Linked DNA regions of Homo sapiens: region 1 is linked to region 2. A link is a loop called in an ENCODE intact Hi-C map of the cell type or tissue named here. Cell type or tissue: OCI-LY7. All regions are shown on one strand. Links, peaks and the distances in the headings refer to the core of each region. The heading gives the core; the rest is flanking DNA.

Region 1 (8,832 bases), core at 310-8,309, 110 kb after region 2:
ATTTCCCCCAAAACATGACAGGTGTCCCTCCCATGGCCTATGGGTTAACAGCCACTCTTAATGCAGTGGACATGGGGCCCCCTAAAACCACTGTGTTTAAAGAAACACTGACTAAGGCCCATAATCGTCCATGGAGATTTCCTGCGGGCGGCATCCTGGGCTTCTTGGGTGAAAGTGACCTTTTACAACTTTGGGAGTCCAGCCACTGTGGAGGAAGGCAGAACTCTCTTTCAGGAAATAAGTCTGGAGGTGAACCCTCCAGAACACACAGGGGTACTTCCCTGTGCTGCGCTCCAGGACTCCAAGGACATAACCATAGCATCGTGGAAGGAAGACAGGATTTGAATTCAGAAGAGCTAGGCTTGAGACTGGCTGCTGCCCTCTGCACCCTTGGGGCCTGGGAAGAATTCCCTCCCTCTCTAATTCTCCATTTCCTAAAAGCCAAAAAAGTAGGCCTTCTGCTCTGTCTAGCCCATAGTGTTCATATGAAAGTAAATGAAATAAGAACTGTTAAAATGCTTTAGGAGCCATAAAGCACCATACACGGGCCAGGTATTTGTGTCTTTGTTATTTTCTTCATCCATCACCTGTTCTCTTTCCCCCATCTCTGTACTTGCCTGTTTCTCTGCTGTTCCCCAGAAGGTTAATCTGCCTGGTATAACTTCCTCATTTTACTGCTACTTTACTTCCTTATCTAAATTTGGGCATATTTCAGGGTAAAAGAGGTGGGGCTAGAGGTAAAACTAGCAAAGCTACAGAAGACAGAAATAGGACACAGGGTTAGAGGGCAAAGAGAGAGGCATTAACAAGCAAAAGAATAGAAAAGAAGAAATAAGGAACACAACAGGTTAGAAGCAGAAAGGTGTGTGAAGGTCAGTCTTGCGTGGCTTCATGCCCTGCATGGGACCAAACTCCCAGATCACTGGGTGTGAGGGCCGAGGCTGGTAGCCTCATAAGCTGCAGATTTGGCAGAAGCCCCTGCTGTTAGGTGGCCAAGTCACAGTCATCTCAAGTGACCGCAACACAAACTCTCCCAGGAAGTCTCTCTCCGTTTCACCAGTTCTCTTTCTCTCTGGTCAGATAATGTAGCATTTTAAAGAGATAATGGAAGTGGTCAGTCATGTGAATGATGAAACTAAGCTGCAATACTTCACTTTATTGTTTATCCAAAAATCTTAAGATCACTTGATAATAAACTGCACAGTGTACAGAGTCACTTACAAATACTTATTGACAATATTCACGCAGACACATCTGGGATTCATCTTTCACACATCTGGTGAGGATGTATGGGGAAATCCTTGTAAATGGGAAGAAATGTTTGAGGTAACGCCTGGCAGCCCCAACAGCTGGGCAGCACAGTGTCCCCATTATCCCTGCTCAGGGCATTATCACTAAATGGAAATGACTCTGCTTCTCCAGGAAGCAAACTAGCTAACTTCTCTTTTTCTGAAAGTGAAACAAATGTGCAACCAACACATACGTGCACTGTTTACAATAGCAAAGACATGGAACCAACCCAAATGCCCATCAATGATAGACTGGATAAAGAAAATGTGGTACATATACACCGTGGAATACTATGCAACCATAAAAAAGAATGAGATCAGGCCCTTTGCAAGGACATGGATGAAACTGGAAGCCATCATTCGCAGCAAACTAACACAGGAACAGAAAACCAAACACCACATGTTCTCACTCATAAGTGGGAGTTGAACAATGACAATACATGGACACAGGGAGGGGAACAACACACACTGGGGCCTGTCGTGGCGGGGGGGTACAAGGGGAGGGAGAGCATTAGGACAAATACCTAATACATGCAGGGCTTAAAACCTATATGATGGGTTGATAGGTGTAGCAAACCGCCATGGCACACATATACCTATGTAACAAACCTGCACACTGGAATTTAAAGTAAAATTTTTTTAAAGCTTAATTAATAAACACAAAAATATGTTATAAAACTGCAACCAAGCTCTAGCTTTTAAAGTTAGAAGAAGAAAGTATTATAAACTTACTGAAAGACTGTCACATTAGTAATACAATGTGAAATAAAACAATGACAAGAGAATGCTACTAAACTCAGGATGTCATGAAGTATGTTGGACCACAGTCAGATGCCCCATTCTTTCATTTGTCAATTATGTGAACTCCATGTGCAAATTATTTAAACAATTTTATAGTTAAGATGGTAAAATGAAAGAAAACATGTCAGATGTCAAGCCCTCAAACTCTTCCCTGCGTTGTGGAGTAACTGACATGTTTGAATTTCAGGATGATCAAGAAATCACACCCAAAAGCCTGACTCCTTTTCATTCTCCTGTATATAATGAAGAGCCTGATTAGCATTAGAAGAAGGAGAGAAAAACAAACCAGGAAGTCTTCCAGTGGTTCTCAGCCTAGTCTGCCCATAGAATCACTGAGGCATCTTTCAATAACCTGATGCCCACACCATACCCCAAACTCAGTTACATCAAAATACCTGAGGGTGCAGCTTCTAGGGAGAACGAAGCAGGAGGATCACTTGAGTCCAGTCCAAGGCTGAATGAGCTATGATCACACCAGTGCACTCTAGCCTGGGTAATCGAGCAAGACCCTGTTCTAAATATCGATCAATCTAAATATTTAGGGGTAGAACCCAGGTCTCAATAATTTTTACAGTTCTCCTTGTGGCTCCAGGACGCAGCTGAAGTTGTGTCTCACTTCTCTAGACCCTGCCCACTTCTGGCCTCCCCTGAGCCACACCAGATCATTCCCTGTCTTGTTCTCTATGGTCCTCGGTGAATTTGAGAAAAATTAGAGGTCAAGGAGTTGGATGCCAAAGGCTTGCCTAGCAGCTGCCAACTCTATCACCAGAATACAATAGCTTAAAAATCATCACTGAAGTCTCAAGAACCTGGAAGAGTCTAGCTAGGATATGAGAGAGGGCTGTGACAATCACACCTTCCTGAATAAGCCTGAATTAGAGAGATGCATGCCAGGGTTTAAACCCTGCATATCCAGAAAATGTTATGGCTAATAGAAGAGCTATCAGCAATAGCTTTAATTGGTGCTTTAAGACAGCGGTCCTCAAACCTTAGTGTGTATTGGAAACACCTACAGCCCTTCTTAAAACACAGATTGTTGGGCGTAGTCTTACAGTTTCTGATGTAATAGGTCTGGGAGGGGGCCCAAGAATTTGCTTTTTTTTTTTTTTTTTGAGACAGGGTCTCACTTGGTTGCCCAGCCTGGAGTGCAGTGGTATGAACATGGCTCACTGCAGCCTTGCACTCCTGGGCTCAAGCAAACCTCCCACCTCAGCCCACCAAGTAGGTGGGACTACAGACGTGCGCCACCACGCCTGACTAATTTTTGCATTTTCTGTAGAAACAGGGAGTCTCACTTTGTTACCCAGGCTGGTCTCCAACTACTGGGCTCAAGCGATCCTGCTTCAGCCTCCCAAAGTGCCAGGATTACAGGCATGAGCCACCAAGTCCTACCAGAATTTGCATTTTCAACAAGTAATCAGGTTGTGCTGATGCTGCTGGTCTGCAGGGCATACTGGTTGAAGTTGCTCAAACAATCTCATTTAGTTGTGGCTAATTATCAGTCACACCTGTTGTTGTTCTCCACATTTGCTGTGCATCAGCGTCACCTGGGAAGTTTTCAAGCCCTAACCAAATTAGTTATTTGAGACTATCTGGGGGCGTGGCCTGGGTAACAGTATTTCTTAAAAGCTCCCCAAATAACTCTAGTAAGTATGTATGTTAGGTTGAGAATGACTGAGTTAAATAATAACTGAGTGGACTTTATTTTAATTTGCCATTGTTCGTGAAGACAGTCATTAGTTTTAAATGTGATTAGACAACCCTCCACAGAAGCCTTTGGGAACAAAATTAAATTTTGTAGAGACAGGGAGTCTCACTTTGTTACCCAGGCTGGTCTCAAATTACTGGGCTCAAGCAATCCTCCTGCTTCAGCCTCTCAAAGTGCCAGGATTACAGGTATGAGCCACCAAGTCCTACCAGAATTTGCATTTTGGAGTATGCACCATTAAACAGTTTAACTCTTCAGTTGATCTCTTTTTAAAAATCAATTGTTCAGCATCTGTGGAATCTGATTGTGATGTGGTCAGGGACAGAATGGGACTAAAATGAGAATAACCATGCCAGACTCTTCAGGACACAACCTGGCTATGGGAGGCTGATTGTGTTTGCATGGAGACACTAACTCCAAGTGGATGGATGACACCACTGGGACACTGTTGCTCATGGACCACAGACAGTGGCGCTGGGACACCAATGCTCAGACTATAGATGGTGGTGATGGGACACCATTGCTCATGGACTGCAGACAGTGCTACGAGGACACCGATGCTCATGGACTACAGATGCTGCTCTGAAGTGCTCTGCACTTTACTTTTCTCTAGTTCATTTCCAAACGGTACTAACTTATTATTTATTATCTGGAATTACTTCATTTGTGTACTTCTCTGCCATCTGTCTCCTTCACTGTTTTGTACGTATCCCCAGCACCTGCAACCCCATCTGCTGTGTGTGGAAGGAATGACTGAAGGAAATGTCCAATAGGCCTGGTGGGCCTGTGGTGAAATTGCCAGTCACGCTCTCACCTTTTTCTCCAGAGTCTGATCTCCTCCTTCCCCTAACAACTTCCTTTCTGTCATACATACACGGTGTATCTCTAGTCACAAAGAAAGACAAATCTAAAGTGGTTTTCCTTCAAAAAGCTATCTAAATTTTTCGAACATACAAGGGAATGGAGGAATTGCTTAATAACAACTTATGCATCCTAAATAATGAGACTTCATGTTTATAGTTTTTTTTTTGTCAGGAGCAATGAGGGTGGTTCATGCATTTGCCCCCACGTAAAGGTCAGGTGACTTGATTCTCTCTGGGAGCAGGACTCGAGAAGAGGAGGGATTGCTGTTTTCTTATAAGCTCAGTTGTTCTACATATTTGCCAATTTTATTAAGTGAAAGCCTTCACCTAATATGTTTTTTCTGACTAATTTACTTGAAGAAGTTATGGACAGAGTAAATAGGTGGTTGAACAGATACAAGGCAGAAGCATTGAAGATTAATGGCAGCTTGTAAGTGCAGAAAGGTATTTGAGATCATCAAGCAATGCCTGTGTTTTGTACACTTTTTCTCTTCAGCCACCAGATAACTAGAGGTGATGATGCCTTGCATCGAAAGAACATAAAGAAAGGATTCTTTTTTCTGGTTTTGAGGAGGTTGTCTGGTAAAACACTTTCAGCCAGTAGTCTGCTCTGGGAAATTACTCGTTAGGGTTTGTTGTATTTTTACCTCCTTGAATTGAGAAGCACACCTGCAACTGTAATTTACTATCAGATTAAAACATGTTTCACAGTGGGGAGACCCACAATGTTCCAATGTCTTTTTCATTTGAAACTTTTATTTTGATGTCTTTTTAAGAGGAAGCTTGCTCACATTTAATCAGATTTGCTCAGGCCCCAAGGCTGTTTCTGGTTTGAAGTCACTCACTTGGGGAAGCTGCATTTTTGACCGCCTGACTACCTTTTTATACACTGGAATCCTACAGTAACCTGTAGCACCTGGCAGTTTTAAAGAATGCGTATTTTTAGGAGACAGAACACAAATATATTTTAAAACCTTCAAAAAGTTCTTCGTACCATCAATGAGATAAGCAACATGAAAGTGCTTTGAAATGAAAAAAAAAAAAGGATTATTAAATGATCGTTATTGCCAAACTGAATACTTTCCCAATTTTACTATATTTCTACTTATTTTATTATATTTCTTCTTTTCAAGGGCCAATTTCAAAATTATAATTGAAAAGAGTAACTTGAAAACAGATACTCCCAGCCATGCCCTTGCCTCAAGACATCTGCCGTCTCCCTGGCCTCTGAGGCAGGGTGGGAAGACACCGCCACCCCATTCCATAGGTGAAGAGCTCTTTCATGGGGTACATGCGCATCCCACTCCTTGCTCGGCTCAGCACAAGCTCAGCATTGCCAGAGAGAAAAACTGGAAGACAGAGACAAACAAAACAACAACTGGTAGGTGGGTGCTTGTGATAAGTTAAAGATAGGAAACCAGGGAACGCTGTGGGCTGCCACCCCAGGGGCTTGGTCGCCACCAAGAGTGAAGGAGGAACAACAGGGAGAGGATATGCACCAGAGTCCCCATCGCCAGCCTAAGCAGGAGCACAGGAGCAACAGCGTTTGATGCTTTCCTACAAGAGGCTGAAGAAGGAAACAAGTTGCTGAGGTTTTGAAGAATCGTGGGTCGCATTTCCTTGGATCAGCTAAGCCCCGAACAGATCCCTAAAGCAACTGGGCTTCTGGTCCTATTTCACCTTCAAAGAGAATCAATCCTACCCTTCCATCCTGAACAGTCTTCTAGGCTCAAGCACTCTGAATTTTCCTATCGTGGCTGGAGCTATCGATTTGGTGCTAGTCTCACTCTCTTTGTCAACCTCTCTTGTGCATTTATTAATACAAACTTATTATTTTTTCCTAACTTAGTTTTTAACGTGATTACATTCACAGATTTTTTAAAAGTTGATCTGCTCTTGAATTCCTGGTTTTATTCTATGTAATTATCAGTATTTTTTTTCAGAAATGGTCTCTTTTTATTTGAATGGTTGATCTAGGACTCAGCCTAAATATTATTCTAATACGTAGCTGTACATAACCAACATGTCTATGATGTTAGTGATGAACCAGAACCAACACAGAGATGGTCTTTGCCTGATAAAAGATAATCACAATCCGAAATAAAATTACTAGGTAAAATACAGGATGCCTAGTTAAATTTGAGTATCAGATAAACAATGAAACATTTTTAGTTACATGTCCCATGTAATATTTGTACTAAATACTTATACTAAATTGTAAAGGACATACTTATACTAAATTGTAAAGGACATCCTTATACTAAAGGAAAGCATTGCTTATCTGAAATTCACATTTAACTGGTTGTCCTATATTTTTATTTGTTAAATGTGGCAATCTTAATCATAAACAAATAAGCAAACAAGTATAAGTCTTAGAAAAGAATAAATCAATTTTTAAATGAATGCATTTAGTGTTGTCAGGGAATAATTACAATATGTCAGCAAACCTTGGCAACCATTGGAATCCCGTTTCTGAAAATTACAGTGTAGTGTGAAGTAGAAAATAACAACGATGGTTTTAACTCATATGAAACATAGAAAAAATTCAGAAACAAACTAGATTTATTGGTTTTAAGGAAAAGAAGCCAGAACAACTACCAGAATACTGTTCTGTTAGGTAACTCTTCTTTTAACCACCTTCTTTAATTACTCAGGAAATATTTCTGTGTTTTCCTCAACAACTGGAGTAGATTTTCCCATGAGTTTTATGTTACACAAAGTTTAGTTATTTTTAAAGTTATCAAATCAGCTCTTACTGGCTTGAAGTTAAGTATCCATGGAACTTGTATTTCCTTTGTTTTCCTTTCAAATGTCTCCCCAAAATGCTTGTAACTGTGTATCCTTTCTGTAAATAATTTTGCCACTTATTGTGTATTTTTCTGGGTCTGAACTTGTGTTCATATTTTCAGAAGGTGGGTAAAAATGTTTTCTCCGCAGCTACATAGTATTTTCTCCAGGAAGGCTGGCGGGGGCAGAGTGCAATAATTGTTTTGGTTTGAAGGGACAGAGGTGAACTGTTCATACATTAAAAGATTTGGGAGGCCGGGTGCGGTGGCTCACGCCTGTAATCTGTAATCCCAGCACTTTGGGAGGCCAAAGTGGGCGGATTACTTGAGGTCAGGAGTTTGAGACCAGCCTGGTCAACATGGTAAAACACCATCTCTACTGAAAATACAAAAAAATTAGCTGGGCTTGGTGGCAGGTGCCTGTAATCCCAGCTACTCGGGAGGCTGAGGCAGGAGAATCGCTTGAACCCGGGAGCCGGAGGTTGCAGGAGCAGAGATTGCACCACTACACTCCAGCCTGGGCAACAGAGTAAGACTCCATCTCAAAAAAATAAAAATAAAATAAAATAACTAAATAAATAAAAGATTTGGGATAGTTAGCTAATATTCTGGAATAAAATTATAAAACTGGGTTAACTAAAAATAACATTTATCCAAGTATTGATATATTTTGATTTTATTATTTAAATGATTACAATCTCCTCATATATACAAGTAAATCTTGGGGCATTTGATAAATTTCATGTTTATGCATTCATTGAGTCAGCCACTACACTTTTGTTGTGTGCCTATTAACGTGCAAGTGGCCATTCTAAGTGGCCATTTGGCAAGTGCAGGTGAATGAGACCAGCTTCTGCCTCCCAGGGAAGTGGCTGTTAAGTAGGGACGATGGCATGCAAATCGGTAATTATAATACAGATTAATAAAAGCCATCATGTGTTTGTATACAAAGTCTCATGAGTACATGGGAGAGGAAGACATTCATTGCATTCGGGGCTAAGGGGTACTCAGGTATTTGATGCAGGGGAATGGACCAGTCAGTTGAACCTTGGGAGTTCTTCAAGCAAAGAGGGAAGAGAAAGGCATTACAGTTGAGGGCACAGCATACAGAAAGACTCAGTGGCCCAACAGAGCTTGGCACACTCAAGTGGCTGTATTATAGGGCTCACGGTGGGAAGCAGGAAGTAGCAAATGTAAAGCAGGAAAGGAACTCAAGACCAGCTCATCATTAGCTTGTAATGATGCCAAGGGGATTGGACTCTATCTCAAGGAGATGAAGAACCACTGAGGGATGAGTACAGGAGGAAATGATTCCATTTTTATTGCAGAACCATCACTCTGGAGGTTATGTGAAAATGGGTTGGAGATGAGACTAGAGGCAAGAA
Region 2 (8,832 bases), core at 660-8,659:
TGGCAAAACCCCCATCTCTACAAAAAAATACAGCGATCAGCTGGGCATGGTGGCATGTGCCTGTATTCCCAGCTACTCAGAAGGCTGAGGTTGGTAGAACACCTAAGCCCGGAAGATGGAGGCTGCAGTGAGCCATGATTGTGCCACTGCACTCCAGCCTAGGTGATGGGAGTGAGACTCTATCTCAAAAAAAAAAAAAAAAAAAAAAAAAAAAAAAAAACCACAACCAGAGCAGGTCTGTTGATTCCACTTTTGTTTCTCAGGCTCTCTCAGTGGACTCTCAGGCTCTCTCAGTGGACAGCTCTCAGGCTCTCTCAGTGGACAGCACTAGGGAACACACACACACTCACATACACATTTACCTCTATACATGACAACATTGACGTTGATGTAATATGGATACAGAAACATTGCATTCTATGAGTTCACACCGATATTCTAATTCTAATTCAATACCTCAGGGATTATTCCAACTTTCTCCCTTTCCATATTTATGACTCCTTTCAAAGTGAGAAACTGGACTCCCATGAGCCTTAATATATTTATTTGTTTGATCCATCCCCTGGTACATTAACCAAACTCGCATTACTGCCACTGCTCCCTCCCCAGTGTCGCTGTCCTCCTCAGTCTGTGCCCTGACCCTTGTGCCAGGCCATCCCCACATGTAGACACTCCCTTCACTCGACTTGTGCTCTGGTAGCTCACCCAGGACACCCCACAGTGTGGATGCCCTCTTTACCTTGCTTGAGATCTGGTACCCTGGGTCAGGTCACCCTACTGCATGGATCTCTACTCCCCTGCTCAGGCTCTGCCACCATATAGCAGTCTGTCCTCCACTCATAAGCCCTCCTTGTCCTGCTATGGAACTCACACCACCCAGATCCTTCCCCAGTGGGATATCCCTCAATATCAGTGTGTTTGTATTTAGCAGGAACATCACTAAAGTGATGCCATGGACACCCTCCTTACCTCGCTTTAAGCACAAAAATTTTATTTAAGTCACACTTAAGTTTGAACTATTATATTACTCATTACTAACAATACAAACTGAGGTTTTCAGTGTAAAAGAAAGTTTGGCAGAGGCAACTGGAAAAATAGTTATCCAATGATATTTTTATTCATTTAAATTGAGTTGATACTAACCAATATTTATTGACTAATAATAAAAAGAGAAGTCAAAATTTTAAATGTAAACTCTTGGCTATAAACCTGTATTTCCACTTCTTCCTAAAACCCCCTAAGATAACAGTAAAGGAATGAAAATGGTACAAAAAAATACAAAGAGAACAGAAGACATGATGGCAGCAGAAAAGAATTGTCAGGAAATTCTAGAAGATAGAAAGTACTTGAACAAGGAATGACTGACTTAGAGAAAAAAAAGCTAAAACCTATGTTCCTGCACCAGTGTCCAGCACTAACAGGCTGATCCTTGATGCAGAACCCCAGAAAAATGACAGAAATTGAAGTCACTAATTGCCTCTCAAGACACAGGGTAAAGCAGAAAGCAGGCTTTCTCTTAAGCATGAATGAGCAACTAAGGATCACCACATGTTTGAGGAAAGTCTAACGTAAAAGTTAAAAAGAAAATTAACCTGGAGAAAACTAAGACAAAATGGAAGTAAAAGTTATCAATATTGTGATAAAAGTATATTAAAATGAAGGGAGGGGGACAATGGGGGTATGCATGAGTTTTAAGATCATTAAAGACTCATCTTTAATTTTAGGAAATTAATAGGTGATGTCTTGATTTCAAAAATTATGACACATATGTATATGCATGTTAGTTAGATGCAAATACTAAAGGAAAAAACACCTAAAAGAGTGGAAAATGGTTGCTCTAAGGAAGCCATGGCAAATGAAGGGAAAGACAGGTGATACTTGGTTTTCTTTACTGTAAGAAAGTCTTATTTTCCCCTGTATTACTTTGATTAAAATAATTTAATTTAAAAAATCAAGTTCATACAGATTGATGCATCTTGATATAGCACAGTTTGACAAGAAGGAGACTGTAGTGGAAACAACGAGAATTTGGCACCTAGATTCAAATACCAATTCTGCCCATTTACTGTTCATGTAACTGTACAACAACCCTTGAGATTCAGTTTAGACATTTGTAAATTGGGGATAATTATACTTGCCCTACTGTATTAGCTTCCCAGGGCTGTTGTAACAAAATACCATGGGCTAAGTGGTTTAAAACAACAGAAATTTATTGTCTTACAGTTCTGGAGGCTGGAAGTCCAAGATCAAGGTGCTGGAAGGTTTGGTTTCTCTGAGGTCTCTCTCCTTGGCTTGCAGATGTCCACCTTCTCCCTGTCTTGAAATGGCCCTTAGTGTATATGTGTGTGCATTCCTGTTTCTTCCCTTTATAAAGATATCAGTCATCTTGGATTAGCCCCACCCCACGGCCTCATTTTAACTTAATCACCTCTTTACAGACCTTATCACTATATACAGTTACATTTTGAACAACTGGGGGTTAGCACTTCAACATATTAATTTTAGGAGAATTCAATTCAGCCCCTAACACCTACCTATTACATTCACTAATTCGCTTAGATTTATTGGTCTCCTTCCATGTTCCAACCTGTGCTAGGCACTGAGGATTGAAATTGAGAATCAGATGAGATAATGACATTTTGAAAACTGACTTAAAATACCAAAAAAAAAAAAAAAACCCACACATTAAAGTATAGCCCACCCACATAATGCTTTGCTTGCAGGAAATCATTAAATTGAATGAAGTTAAATGACGAAAATGAAAGCTTTCTAAAAGGGGGAAAAAATGGGAAGCATGGACAAAGTTATAGAATAGCAACTATTATTTTTAAGCGCCTGATAGGTGCCAGGCACTGACTATAAAACTTATGTAAATTGTCTCATTTAATCCTTACTATGACCCTGCTGGGTAACTATTACCAAAACCATTTTACTGGTGAGAAACCTATTACTAAGAGACTGTAACATCCCGGAAGTTATACAGCTTTGTGGCTTGAATTTGGATCTACTTAATGCCAAAGGAACTCATGTTCCTTTTACTACTCTCTACTGTGAGTCAAAAACATAGAGAACTATGGTTAGGCTCTACTTCTTACATTATTTTTTGTTAAATATTAAGTATGTTCAAAAAACCATTATTCATGTGTATGGAGAATAATAATAAACTGAACACCTGTGTACTCACCAGCTGGCTTGAGAAAGAGAATATTGCCAGTACCTTAGCAGTCCCTGCATACATCTCTCTAGCCCCATTTTCTTCCCTTTTTTCCCAGAAGTAACCATTATTCTAGTTTTGTGCTCACCCACCTGTGATACACACACACACACACACACACACACAAATTTTCATTTTCCATGTTTTTTTTCACAAATAGGACTTTTTATTTGCCATTTTAAATGTCTGAGTGTTAAACACACTCTTGGACTGGTGGTTCATATCCATCAGCTCATTCAACTTTAGAACCTGTCTCTTCTCCAGTAGCTTTTCCAGAACTGCTACCTTCGCCATGAAGCTCCATGAGATTTCCCAATTCAAACTTGGTCTTCTTCAGCATTTTTACTTTTCTAATGAAGACATCATTGAGAGAATAAATAGATTGGTAAGCCTTATCTATGTCTTTTCCAATGCTGTCTGGAATCAATTTATTGACCACTTCTTTCAAGTCATTTCTCTGTACCTCTCGGGTCATGATTTCCATCATCTTCTTCCAGATTTGGCAGACCTGTTTGTGCTGAGCATAAGAGGTCTTCCATATCTGATTGTTATGTTTTTTAGTAAAAGCAGTACAGAATAGACAAAGCAAGTAACCGTCAGTAGTCTTGACATCAACATGAGCTTCAATCATGTCTGCCATTTTTTGACCATGGAACACATTCTGCCACAGGTAAGATCCATGCTATGGAAGTTAGGCAGTTTTTCCTGGACACCTTAAGTAATCAGCTTGAATTTTCTAAATGCAACTTCATAATTTTGCAGATCAGCAAGACTCATTTCAAACACACGACCCTTGAGGCCATCTGATGCAATTTTGGTTCCTTCAGTGCTGGTGACTAGTGTCTTTCCAATATTTCTTATGTTGAACATAGCAGGTGCTTTCACATCATACCAGTCTTTCTTAGAAACTAGATCAACTAGGCCGGGCATGGTGGCTCATGCCTGTAATCCCAGCACTTTGGGAGGCCAAGGTGGGTGGATCACGAGGTCAAGAGATCGAGACCATCTAGGCCAACGTGGTGAAACCCCGTCTCTACTAAAAATACAAAAATTAGCTGGGCATGGTGGCGCTCACCTGTAGTCTCAGCTACTCGGGAGGCTGAGGCAGGAGAATCGCTTGAACCCGGAGGGCAGAGGTTGCAGTGTGCCAAGATCACGCCACTGTACTCCAGCCTGGTGACAGAGCAAGACTGCGTCTCAAAAATAAAAAAAAAGAAAATAGATCAACCACTTTCTTCTTGGTTCCCCTTTTGCTGCCTTTCGTGAGGCACTTGTTCTTGCTGCTCAGAGAGCCAAAAGGCATTTTGCATATTTTCAAAATCTGAATGACTCATGTGTTCTGCTGGGATTCACTTGTTTCCTACTCAATATTAGGTTCCTAACTTATTCAGGCTGATACACGTAACCATAATTATATTGCCAGGGCCTCTGATGGTCTAGTACCACCAACCTGGCCGCTAGAATTCTGTTATTCCCATTTACTCTGGGGCATTTCTTACCATCAATCTTGATCTAGAGGACAAGCAGTTCTGAGCTTCTCAGAATATACTAGCATATTGCTTATCACTTTAATAAGGGAGTGTCCTCTAGGACCTCCCAGGGAACATTGTTGGCTGGTGGGTTCTCTGGTGTTACATAGTAAATGCATTCTTGGCCAGGTGCCGTGGTTCACACCAGTAATCCCAGCTGAGGGATTGGGATTTGGGAGGCTGAGGTGGGTAGATTGCTTGAGCCCAGAAGTTCAAGACCAGTCTGAGCAACATGGCAAAACCCCATTTCTACAAAAAATACAAAACTTAGCTGGGCACGGTAGTGCATGCCTGTAGTCCCAACTGCTCAGAGGGCTGAGGTGGGAGGATCGCTTGAGCCCAGCAAGTCAAGACTGCAGTGAGCTGAGATTGTGCCACTGCACTCCAGCCTGGGTGACAGAGTGAAACCGTGTCTCAAAAAAAAAAAATGCATTCTTACTTCTAATCTCTTTGAACTTGCTGACCTCTTCTTCATCTCTCTTCTAAGAAGTTCCAGCATCTCCATCTGATCATTATTTTCAAGTTTCAAGGAGCTGTTTCTGCAATGTATTAGGTACAGTTCTGGGCATTCTACCAGGATAGTGAGTCCCGTGTCACTGAATAATACACCTGTATTAACAAACTGTCCACTATTCAGTCTTATATTCTGCCCTCCCTGATTTGGCACCTTTAAGATTCATTTCCAGGAGAGTTCTCCCACTTCCTGCTAGTACCTATTTGCCAGGTTTTGCAGTGCTTTTGGTGAATAACCCCTTTCTTCACATAACAGTATTTCCTCGCTTGGCTCATAATAAGATTTCTCATTATTGGTCTAGAAGAAATGAAGAGAGGTAGGGATGGATCTTAGAGACAAGCATCATCCTGCAAGGCATTTGCCCTTGCTACGTGAGGCCTTGGCATAGTCTCCGAGCACCAGAAGTCTGATTTCTCCTAGCAAGGAGAAAGGCTCCAGAGTATTCTCACTCTCAGTTTTAAGAGGAATCTGGGGTTTTAAGGTCCTTGAGCCCATCTACCCAAATATCTCCATCGGAACTCTCAGGGCCCCTCTCCTTTTTCAGGTCCCTTGCTTTAGCATTAGAAATTTGGGGGCTGGGCACAGTGGCTCATACCTGTAATCCAAACACTTTAGGAGGCTGAGGTGGGTGGACTGCTTGAGCCAGGAGTTGGAGACTAGCTTGGGAAACATGGTGAAACCTCGTCTCTATGAAAAAAAAAAAAAATCAGCTGAGCATGGTGGTGCATGCCTATAGTCCCAGCTACTTGGAGGCCTGAGGTGAGAGTAGATAGATCACTTGAGCCCAGGAGGTTGAGGCTGCAGTGAGGCATGTTCGCACCACTGCTCTCCAGCCTAGGTGGCAAAGTGAGACCCTGAAAAAAAAGAAAGAAAGAAAGAAAGAAAGAAAGAAAGAAAGAAAGAAAGAAAGAAAGAGAAAGAAAGAGAGCGAGAGAGAGAGAGAGAAAGAAAGAAAGAAAGAGAAAGAAAGAAAAAGAAAGAAAGAAGGAAAGAAAGAAGAAAAGAAAGAGAAAGAAAGAAAGCTGGTGGGCTGTGAACTCAGTCTCCTTTTTAGCTCTGTTGTATTTAAGATCAAACTTGGGGTCTTATTCTTCAGCTCATTCTACCCTCTGTCTACAGATGAGACTCCCTTTAAATGATGCCATGAAAGATTTCTGGCTTTTAACCCATGCTCTAAGTCAATGATTACCTCACCTGAGCCTGCTATTTCCTTCCTTTGTGGCTTCTCTAGCAGTTAACAACAAGCAACCAGCTCCACAGTTCTCATAATTATCATTGTCCCTGTATCTTTCAGTTCAAGAGCTACTCTATCAGCCAGTGCATTTCCCCGCCACCTACACACTACCGCAGTTAATCACAGGCAAGACTCTTAGTAATAGTGATGCTATAGCACTCCAGAGATCATCACTGCCCCACTTACTAACAGTGATGGGGTTTTTGTTGACCTGCTCTTTGTTGGCCAGCAAGTGACCCAATGCTAGAATCTCATTCTGAGGGTCTTCTGCCTTGGGCCATTCCTAAGACTTCCTGACTTAGGCTAGGTTCCTCCAAAACTAAGGATTTGAGTACAAGTGGTATGTTTGAAGTGTAAAATGTACCAGGAAGAACTAGTAGAGTAGTGAAGACTTGAGCCAGCAAAGGAAAGAGGCCAGCAGAATATTTAATCGCCAAGTTACCCACTGAGAACAATTGGGGCTCAGTCCCACCAAAAACCTCTGGGAGATGTGGAATACACATCAAAATTTTCCCACCCAGCGGGGGGCAGGAAAGCTGGGGTGTTTGTCTTTCAACTCCCATTTGCCCTTGGGTAAGAGCTGTTCCCCCAGCATGGACCTGCCACAGAGACAGAAAGAAGCCCTTGGGCCACAGGCAGAGAGTCACAGATGCTTCCAGTAACACTGGCTTATACTAGATCATCCCAAAGGACCTGGGGGATGTGGGCAGGGCACTGATGGCTGTCAGCTATACATGTTCCAATGACTTCCTGTCTAAAATAGCTTCATCACCTTTCCTCATCATTGCCCGTCCTCTTCAGCTGCTTTCTTTTACTTCTACCTGTCATTCTATTATATTTCTATTTCTTTTCTTTGTCTTTCTTTCTCTCTTTTTTTTTTTTTTTTTTTCTGAGACAGGGTCTGGCGCTGTTGCCCAGGCTGGAGCGCAGTGCAGTGGTGTGATCTTGGCTCACTGCAACATCTGCTTCCTGAGCTCAAGCAATCCTCCCACCTCAGCCTCCTGAGTAGCTGGAACCACAGGTGCGCACCACCATGCCTGGCTAATTTTTTGTATTTGTGGTAGAGACAAGGTTTCACCATGTTGCCCAGGCTGGTCTCAAACTCCTGACCTCAAGTAATCCACTTGCCTTGGCCTCCCAAAGAGCTGGGATTATAGGCGTGAGCCACCGCGCCTAGCCAATATTTATATTTATTTTCTTATCTGTCTCTCCACTTCCACTAGAATATAGGCCAGGGACTTCATCTGATTTATTTGCCACTATAATACATCCTTATACCCAGAACAGTGCCTAAGACATAGTATGGACACAAAAAAAATTTAGAACGAATGAGTGAATGAAAAAAAGTGATATTTGCAATATAGTTTGAAAACAGCCTCTGTGACTAGGAAGTTAGGAAGGAGAAGGAAATTATTAGAATTTGAGAAGAGAGGTTAATTGAGTGGAGCCATAAGAAGCAAATATGAATTTGTCAAGGGAATCAAACATGAAAAAGTTGTTCCATTCAAAAACTTTTCGGTTTCAATTGCCTAAGAAGAAAACAGCTAATGCATCGAGAAGAAATAACAGAATGTTTAAAATCAATCCTTTTTTAAAACAAACAAACAAACAAACAAACAATGGAATAATCAATTTAGGCAAGGATTACCAATGGACACTAAAACTGTTAGGAAAAAGTAAATGCCAAACAAGATATTCACTTGTGGTTAAAGCACAGCACACAGATTGCTTGCTAATTGCTAAGGAAAAAATATACCTTCATAGGAAAGAGATCTAGCAATCACCACCTTAAACACACAGTCAAATTTAGCATCACCCAGTGAAACAGCCTATTTACCTCCTCATGTGATACAATACGAAGGACCCAGCATGATCTAGGAAGTATTCTTGCCAAAAATAAATCAAGCCTTTAGGCCTAACTTCCAAAACATAGAGGTGTAAGTTAAACACCATCACAAGGAAATAATTAGACAAATCTTTTTGGTCTGGATTTTTTCACTTAGCGTAATTATTTTGAGTTGGTTTCTTTCCCTCCTGTATCAACGATTGTTTTTTTTTTAATTGCTGAGTTCCATTGTGTGGGTCTATCACAATTTGTTTTTCTGTTCACCTGTTGATGGATATTTGAGTTGTTTCCAGTTTGGGGCTATTACAAATAAAGCTACTAGGAACATTTGTGGACTCATGTTTGTTTCGACTTTCGCTTTCGTTTTTCTTGAGAGAAAAACCTAAGGGTTGAATGGCTGCATAAGTATTCATATACATTTACATTTGGCAGGTATGTATGTAATTTGTAAAGAAATGGTTCAACCATTCTTCAGAGTGTCATTTTACATGCCCA

What was found. A loop is a pair of places that touch in the nucleus more often than their neighbours do. Peaks named below come from ENCODE experiments on the same cell type or tissue, not always from the same donor. Only the 100,000 strongest peaks of a DNase experiment are listed, where the experiment ranks them.
Region 1: a loop joins it to region 2, with 2.8 times the contacts of the local background. A loop is called at or near these places in 2 of 110 quality-filtered maps.

Annotation. Positions count from the first base shown.
Region 1 is chr4:152,662,604-152,671,435 of GRCh38, forward strand. The region is part of intron 1 of TMEM154 (transmembrane protein 154); the gene reads right to left. Among named protein-coding and RNA genes, the nearest start is that of TMEM154, 13 kb to the right of the region's middle. RefSeq lists enhancers at 991-1,060, 1,151-1,230 and a silencer at 3,326-3,385. In OCI-LY7, for the core only: CTCF peaks have their summits at 4,499 and 4,698; DNase peaks (open chromatin) are centred at 718, 3,278, 3,628, 4,568 and 3 weaker places; H3K4me3 peaks cover 7,660 bases; H3K27ac peaks cover 7,565 bases.
Region 2 is chr4:152,547,870-152,556,701 of GRCh38, forward strand. It overlaps the pseudogene RPS3AP18. Among named protein-coding and RNA genes, the nearest start is that of MIR4453, 16 kb to the left of the region's middle. RefSeq lists enhancers at 4,332-4,541, 6,776-6,925. In OCI-LY7, for the core only: no CTCF peak of the experiment used is centred there; DNase peaks (open chromatin) are centred at 2,998, 4,492, 6,542, 8,302 and 1 weaker place; H3K4me3 peaks cover 3,058 bases; H3K27ac peaks cover 4,363 bases.